Linked DNA regions of Homo sapiens: region 2 is linked to region 1. Evidence: read pairs that join two places in POLR2A ChIA-PET (ENCODE). Cell type or tissue: MCF 10A. All regions are shown on one strand. Each heading gives the region's core, and the rest is flanking DNA. Links, peaks and the distances in the headings are about the cores only. Region 1 has its middle 7.1 kb from the start of METTL21A. Region 2 overlaps CREB1 (cAMP responsive element binding protein 1).

Region 1 (4,398 bases), core at 182-4,181:
GGTTTCACTATGTTGGTCAGGCTGGTCTCAAACTCTTGACCTCGTGATCTGCCCGCCTTGGCCTCCCAAAGTGTTGGGATTACAGGCGTGAGCCACCTCGCCCAGCCGGTAATTCTTCTATAGCAGCACAAAATGGACTAAGATACATCTCCTTACTTTCAAATATTGACACTAAACTAAAAAACAAAACACCATGAGAGCCAAGTCTGCATGGGACACACAAAACACATCTGTAGGTCAAGGCTTTTTGGAGGCTGCCAGTCGGGGACACTGCCTCCATCCTGCCCTGGATCCTCAGCACTGCATCCTCTCTGGTCACATTAGCATGTAACTCCGCTCCCACTCCTGTACATACCACCAGGAAAACCTGAACTCAAAATGCCCTGTGTCACCTGGGAAGAGGCACTGCTCAAATACATGAGCTCTTGGAATTACAAGCTAGCACTTTCACTTGACTATTTACTATTCTCTTCTTGATGTTGTCTTTTGGTTTGACTTACTTAAAATGTACCTGCTTTTCTAATTACACACAAATTAACCTATAAATTATGAAAAGGCAAATGGCTTCATACCTTTTCTTGGAATCATCAAAAGATAAGACAGTCAATAGCTTCTTACCCAAACATGTACTATACCTGGGAATATTATTGAACCCTAGGTTAATGAAACACAAATAATGAAAGTAACTACAAATTCTTCAGCATCATTAACTCAAAGGTATCTAATAAGTTGAATTCGCATTTAAACACTTTTGGAGTGAGGTGGGCAATAATTTGATGTGATGTATTGTAACATTCATTCATTCATTCATTCATTCATTCATTCAACAAATAGTTGTCCAGCCGTTTCCAGCTGAAAGCCACAGATGTGACTCTAAAACCCAACAGAACACAAGTCTGGAAACTTCTCCCCTAGCTGCTGCTTCTATTTTGTTGTAGAACAAGAGCATCAGGCATGGCTGCAGTTGTCCAGGAGCTGTGATCAAAAATGCGATTTCATCAGCAAAATGAAAAATCCAAATGTAGCTATTTATGCTGCATATTCCCTCAAGGTAGCGCTGAGCAGTTGTCTTGTTTTTTCTCTCTGCAGTCAGGTCTTACGGAAATACTGAGAAGCTAGACAAGAACTTAAAAAAGACAGTGGTGAACACAGTTATACCAAGACTCTGTCTATGGTTGTCTTTCTTTAGCACCAGCTGGAGCTTTATTCCTTAAGGCTTTTTGAATATCCTTAAGCCAACTCCTTAGCTGTATGGTAGTGTCTTCAGGGCAGCCAGCCTCACCCTTGAGGGCACCCAGGGTCTGTGACTCACACAGAGAGTTGTGTAGTGATGATGCAAAAATACCTCTCCTGCAGGGTGTAAGTTGTTAGTGGAGTTTGGGTAGTTCAAAGCTTTCATTCTTCTGTTTGACTTAATCTTAAGAGTTATCTTGTGCCACTTACCCCTTGCTCCTGGCTGGTCAGTTGACAGTTTCTTCTGCCTGGGGGCTTTTGCAGTTTCTGTTCCCTTGCTTGAAATGCCATTCCCTTGGCTCTTCAAGTGGCTGTTTTCTTCTACTCTTTTAAATTTCCATTTAAATGTCACCTCTTCAGAGCCCTCTCCTTTCCCCAGCTCAAATGGCCTGCCCTTGTGTATTAATGGAGATAGGCTATATGCTACAATAGTGAATAAATTCCAAATGTCAGTGGTTAACATGACAAAGATTGATTTCTTGCTCATGTCACAATCCACTGTGAGTTGAGCAACTCTCCTCTAAGCAATGACTCAGGGATCCAGCTTCTCCAGTTTGCCCACCTCTGAGGGTGTGCAGATGGGGAAGAAAGGGCTTTTAGGCAGGGACATTACGGCCCACATCATACTGGCCAGGACCCAGGCATATGAGCAAATGGCCTCAAGTTATTTCGAAGGAGGGGTGAAAAACTAGTTTTCTTCTACATTGATTTTTTTTTTTTTTGAGATAGGGCCTCACTCTGTCACCCAGGCTAGAGTGCAGTGGTGCGATCATAGCTCACTGCAGCCTCGAATTCCTAGGCTCAAGTGATCCGGCTACCTTGACCTTCCAAATTGCTGGGATTAAAGGCGTGAGCCACCGCGTCCAGCCAGTTTTTGTTTTTTTTTTCTAATAAAAATTTTACTTTATTTTCTTTCTCCACTTTTGAAGAACAGATGAATTCACTTAATTTTCACAGCAAAGATAAATAGTAATATAATGATCATTTTACAGATAGGACATTGAGGCTCAGAAAGGCTAGGTGACTCACCCACGGTCACCCAGCTAAGCACTGAGGTTAGAATCCAGGACACCAGCCTCCAAAGCCCACTTTGAACACACTCTCTCTATACTGCTTTCACGTTAAAGATAACAAGAAAACTGATAATGTATCAGTTGTATATTTACAGTCAGTGATAGGAAGTCAGTGTTATAAGTATTCTTATTATTTAGTCCTTGAACAACAGTAACTCAGACAAAAGATAGTTTTGCCAAGAAGGCTAAGAAGCAGTGTAGACTAGTGGTTCTCAAAATATGGTCTGCAGTTTCTGGGAAACTCTAACACCTCTCTACAGCATCTATGAGATTGCAACTATTTTCGTAATAATACTAAGATGTTATTTGCCCTTTTCGTTCTCATTCTCCCATGAGTATACTGTGAAGTTTTCCAGGGGTTCCCTGATATGTGAGGATGTCACTGCTGTGATGTTAATCCATAATGGAGGTATGGCTGCTACCTTTACATAAAATAACAAATAGTTTATTATTTTAAGTTTTAACTTCTTAAAACTTAACATTTCTAACACAATAAATATGAATGGTTCTTGGGAGTCCTTAATAATTTTAAGGAGTGTAATAGATCCTGAGACCAAAAAATGTGAGAACTGCTGCTGGGTTAGACAGTGCAAGGAAATGTGTTTTCTGCTATCAGTTTAATCTCTAGTGTACAGCAATTAAGGATCTCAGTTAAAAAAAAAAAATATTTTAGGCTAGGCACGGTGGCTCGTGCTTGTGCTTTGGGAGGCTGAGGTGGGTGGATCACTTGAGTGTAGGAATTCAAGACCAGCCTGGGCAACACAGTGAGACACCATCTCTAAAAAGAAAAAAAAATCTTTAAAAATTCTGTCTCAATTTCTTTTTTTTTTTTTTTTTTGAGATGAGGTCTTGCTCTGCTGCCCAAGATGGCGTGCGAGGGTGCAATCTCGGCTCACTGCATTCTCCGCCTCCCGGGTTGAAGCAATTCTTCTACCTCAGCATCCTGAGTAGCTGGGATTACAGTGGTGCACCACCACGACCGGTTATTCTTTGCATTTTCAGTAGAGATGGGGTTTCACCATGTTGGCCAGGCTGGTCTCGAACTCCTGACCTCAGGTGATCCACCTGCCTCAGCCTCCCAAAGTGCTGGGATTACAGACGTGAGTCATAGTGCCTGGTCTTCAATTTCTTTTTCCCTTTTTTTTTTTTTTTTTGAGACGGAGTCTCACTCTGTCGCCCAGGCTGGTGTGCAGTGGCGCGATCTCGGCTCACTGCAAGCTCTGCCTCCCGGGTTCATGCCATTCTCCTGCCCCATACTCCCGACTAGCTGGAACCACAGGCGCCCGCCACCATGCCCGGCTAATTTTTTGTATTTTTAGTAGAGATGGGGTTTCACCGTTTTAGCCAGGATGGTCTCGATCTCCTGACCTCGTGATCCGCCCGCCTCAGCCTCCCAAAGTGCTGGGATTACAGGCGTGAGCCACCGCGCCTGGCCTCAATTTCTTTAAATTTTTTGAAGAACACTTTTAATACTACCTATATTATAACATTGAATAGGTCTGAGGAACTTACAGAATGTTTATATTCTGTCTACATCACTTCCTAAAAACAAAAAACATCCTTTTCACTGGGACTCTGGCTGTATGTATGTCACAGGCACTCCAGCGAGCTTAATCAAGAAAGGAAAATGTCTTGTCTGGTTACCCTGGGTTCCCATGGGACCTGAGAACCCAGGTGCAGCCAGGAAGGGCTCAGGACAAGAGAGGCATCAGGAAAACGGCAGCTGGCAGCTCAGCCCCAAGTTTCTGCTGGTGACTGCTCTCTGTAGAATGGTTTCTCCATCTATACCGCACAGTGAAGATGGCCCCATACAGGCATGGCTTTATATCTCTCCTTTGCTCAAGGGACCGGCCCAGACTGAATGTATTAGGATTGTTTTTCTTCTTCAGGATATGGAAAAAAAAAAAAAAAGCTGCTCAAATGACAGCTTAAGCTAATTAGGGAATTTAATGGCTCAAATAACTGAAAATTCCAGGACAGCTGGATCCAGGTGGTCAAACATCAACAGGAGGCAGCCTCTCTCTCCACCAGCGCCTTCACTGGCCACATTTGCTGCTAGTTTTGTTCTCTTGGGACCAGATGGCCAATAGGA
Region 2 (4,398 bases), core at 331-4,330, 75 kb after region 1:
CACAATACAATTCAGTTTAGTAATGAGGTTTGCTAAAAGAAAAATGGACACACTGAGAATTACTCTACCCAACCTAAGAGAAGGGGAGGCTATCAGGGAAGAATGTGAATTTAAAACAAAAGAAAAAAGTTAGACTTGTTATTATTACTTACAGGGAAGAGTCACAGAATTTCAAGCACAGAGTGGAGTAGTGGCAAAAGCAAAGAGAAACAGCACACATGGCAGAGTGGGATAACCAGCAGCTCAGCACCAATGGTGCACATAAGTGTGTTACTGTATGATGTATGAAGTAGGGAGAGAGAAAACAACAGAGGCAGGTGGGGCTAGATGTGCTAGTCACAAAAAGCCTGTATTATGTCACCTCAGAGAAACTGCATTTTATCCTGAGGGTATTGCAGAAGCCACTGAAGGGCTTTTGAACTCCTGAATACCATGGTGATGTTTGCTTTTAGATAGATCACTTTAGGCCGGGCAATGTGGCTCACGCCTGTAATCCCAGCACTTTGGGAGGCCGAGGCGGGTGGATCATCTGAGGTCTAGAGTTCGAGACCAGCCTGGCCAACATGGTGAAACCCCATCTCTACTAAAAATACAAAAAATTAGCCAGGTATGGTGGCAGGTGCCTGTAATCCCAGCTACTTGGGAGGCTGAAGCAGAACTGCTTAAACCCAGGGGGCAGAGGTTGCAGTGAGCCGAGATCGCGCCATTGCACTCCAGCCTGGGCAATAAGAACAAAACTCCATCTCAAAAAAAAAAAAAAAAAATCACTTTAGTGGCAGTGTGAAAGATATATATTTCAGGGGGAAAACTGGTGGTGGGGAGACCAACGAAGAAAGCCCATGAAGTAGTTAAGGAAAGATGATGAAGGCCAAAAAGAGGGCAGTTAGTAGTAGTAGAGATGGGAACGAGGGAAGTGATTTTATGAAAATTTGGAAGCAGTCCAGAAAGGGCTTTATGAATAGTTAAAAGAGGTGAGAGAGGAACTGCAGATGACCCAATGTTTCATGTCTGAAAGAGAATTGGCAGACTGTCCTTAATTGAAAAAGAGAATGCAAGAAGTAAGGATAGGCTTTTGGGTGACTGGGGTTGTAATGGAAGATGATGAAACTACTCTGACATCTGAATTTGTAGAGATGTTTATTTTAGCAGGCAGCGAAATATGTGACTGTGAAGCCTGGGGGGAAGATCCCTATAAAGACAGTGTCTTTGGCATATAGGGTAAAACCAGAAGCTTCCATCTCTGGATAGTAATAAAGTCCTTACTTATTAATCACTTTCTCTCTGGCCACTATAAATCTTGCTTAGTTTTATTTGATTCTCAAAATGTGGTCCATGGAATAGCTTCATTAGAGTCACACAGGATACTCTGTAAAGTCAACTCTAACAGGAACCCAATCATACTTTCCCGTACACTGAAGTTTGAGAACCATAACCTTATTCAGAGTATCTCATCTCAATTCCATATAAATGCTCTTGTAATATTTGAAGCAATTACTATGTTCTCTTTCCTGAGTCTTCTCTAGGGAAAATATACCTAGCTAACTCAATGAATAATCCCTTTTCTACACTAATAATTTTATATAATGGCTCCTCTCATTATAAATTTATAAAATACAGATATAAAAAATAAAATAAAAACCCTTTATATTCCTATCACCCATAGCTAATCACTTTTAATATTTTTGTTGTACATCTTCTAGATGTTAAGGCACATGTACATTCAATTTTTATTTGTATTTATTTACTTTTTGAGATGGAGTCTCGCTCTGTCACCCAGGCTGGAGTGCAGTGGTGCGGTCTCGGGTTCATGACATTCTCCTGCCTCAGCCTCCCGAGTAGCTGGGACTACAGGAGCCCATAACCACACCCAGCTAATTTTTTTGTATTTTTAGTAGAGACGGGCTTCACTGTGTTAGCCAGGATGGTCTCAATCTCCTAACCTCGTGATCCGCCTGCCTCGGCCTCCCAAAGTGTGGGGATTATAGGTGTGAGCCATCACACCCGGCCCATACATTCAATTTTTATAACATGCTATCTTTACTCAGCCAACCTTTCTTTCTCATAAAACCACTGAAAAACATGCTTTACCATATCAAAAACACAAACTGTGAGAAAATGGAAGTAGGGAGAAAGGAATTCCCAGGATGACACAATACAGCCTACTCTGGGGACAACCAGACTGGACAAAATAGTGTGACTCCAGAGATAAGATGTGTTAAGGGCTATCATCATAAAGAAGCCTGCTGGCATTGCATCTTCTTTTTTTTTTTGAGAGGGAATCTTGTTCTGTCACCCCGGCTGGAATGCAGTGGCGCAATCTCAGTTCACTGCAACCTCTGCCTCCCGGACTTAAGCAATTCTCCTCCCTCAGCCTTCTAAGGTCGCTGGATTTACAGGTGTGTGCTACCACGCCTGGTTAATTTTTGTATTTTTAGTAGAGATGGGGTTTCACCATGTTGGCCAGGCTCGTCTTGAACTCCTGACCTCAAGTGATTCGCTCGCCTCAGCCTCCTAAAGTGTTTGGATTATAGGCGTGAGCCACAGCGCCCGGCCTAGCATTGTGTCTTCCTCTTTCTAAAGGGCAAAATATACAGATGAGCCCAGATTCTTATCTGTTGACCCTATATTGATGGAAGTCCTGGCTCTCTCCCCTTCAATCCTGCAGCCTGCCTCGTATGAGTACATTAGATGTATTTGGCTTTGTCTTATTCCTGAAGGCTGGAGGTAAACCCTGGTGGTCTTAGGAGAAAACACAGAACAGCTCACTCCTTCTGACTATATTCTTGCTGGAAATCCAGTATCTGGCTCACACTACCTCAGCCAGACACCCAAGTGTGGTGAGTCCTCTATTTCCCATGATTCATTCTTGCTAGGTGACTTCTCTAGGAACTTTTAAACTCTTGGAGAAACTGAAGCTACATATATCAGAGCTTCTGCTAGGATTATATTCTCCTGGGAACCTTCATCTGAAAGAGACGGTATCACACTATTACCTAGCAGGTCTGTATCTGCTATTTGTTTTTTAAGTTAACCACCTTTCTCATTCCTATCTATGTAAACAGCTGTTAATAAAATAGTTGAGGAGAATGCATGCAAACAAAAACATAAGAATGAGAGAAAATATTCTTAAAGATAGGATGTTAAAGAGAAAGATGAAATGAAAGAATCAGAAATTATATTTAAAATATACAGGAAACAAAAACTGCTATCATCCTTAAAATTTCCTTACATGTCAATTTATTTGCTTATCCTAATTTTTAGTTTAGTTATATAAACTTAGGCTTTCATATTATCTGCATTCCCACTGTTAAAAAATAAATCTGTGTCATATTAAAAAAATAAAAAAAGCAGTTGTCATACATAGCCAAGGTTTTCTTCCCTTATCTGAGAGCACCATTTACCCATAAGTTTAAAATGTAATTATTTCTGGATCATTTCACTAAAAATACTGTATTATTGTTTAATAATACATTTTACTGTTATTGAATTAATACTATCATTTCTAAATATACTCTAATACTAAGTAAATAGGAATTTTGATATTGTAAGAGTATCTCTGCTCATTCTATGTATATCTATGTAATAACAACTAAATTCTCTTGGAAACGTATTCCTCTAGGAAGAGACACAAACTGGAATCTCTCCATGTATTTTATACCTGGGCTAATGTGGCAATCTGTGGCTGGGCTTGAACTGTCATTTGTTGGTTTTCAGCTTCTGTTACAGCTGCATCTCCACTCTGCTGGTTCTCGGCTCCAGATTCCATGGTCATTTAGTTACCTATAATAATATGGAAGAGTGTTACAAGCACCACAGTGCTTTGTGCTTTCGTGACTTTAAAGGCAAATTTCAAGTTATAAATAGGTATATATGTGGTGGTTAGGTTACCAAATGAACTCAGAAATCTAGCTAAAATATAATGTAGCTGAATTACCATCAAACTTATTCAAATTTGCTGAGCTATAAAAGTTCTAGTCCCTTCAAAGAAGAAAAAAACATTTCTTCTCCCTTGGCTGTTTCTTCCCAATGGGATATTACCTTGTCTAGAAATAAAAGATTCTTCTCTTACATAAATCTCCCCTACTAACAAGGAGAGGTGCAGTGGTAGCAAAATTATAATTTTTCAAAACTATACTAATCAGGTACAGAGAGATGGCAGAAGAGTGGAAGTGAGCTAATGATGACAGAGTTTATTAGATATTGGCTTCATAATACCTCCTATAAGGGTATTTCCCCCCATAAGAAGGAAGAAACAGCAATTGTAAGCTACTTCTAAAAGTGATTACTAGTGGTAGGACAAAATCAGCCCGTTTCAAGCCCAAAATTTTTTAGAGATGAGGTCTTGCTCTGTTGCCCAGACTGGAGTGCAGTAGCATGTTCTCACAGTTCATCTCAATC

Evidence for each region. Peaks named below come from ENCODE experiments on the same cell type or tissue, not always from the same donor. Only the 100,000 strongest peaks of a DNase experiment are listed, where the experiment ranks them.
Region 2: POLR2A ChIA-PET joins it to region 1 with 5 read pairs; 7 of 35 experiments call an interaction of 5 or more read pairs at or near these places.

What each region holds. Positions count from the first base shown.
Region 1 is chr2:207,630,285-207,634,682 of GRCh38, reverse strand. No RefSeq gene overlaps it. Among named protein-coding and RNA genes, the nearest start is that of METTL21A, 7.1 kb to the right of the region's middle. In MCF 10A, for the core only: no CTCF peak of the experiment used is centred there; DNase peaks (open chromatin) are centred at 1,302 and 1,752.
Region 2 is chr2:207,555,010-207,559,407 of GRCh38, reverse strand. It overlaps CREB1 (cAMP responsive element binding protein 1), which reads right to left. Exons shown (of 8, transcript NM_004379.5): 2 at 3,659-3,780. The coding sequence starts at 3,772. Among named protein-coding and RNA genes, the nearest start is that of CREB1, 27 kb to the right of the region's middle. In MCF 10A, for the core only: no CTCF peak of the experiment used is centred there; DNase peaks (open chromatin) are centred at 1,077 and 2,327.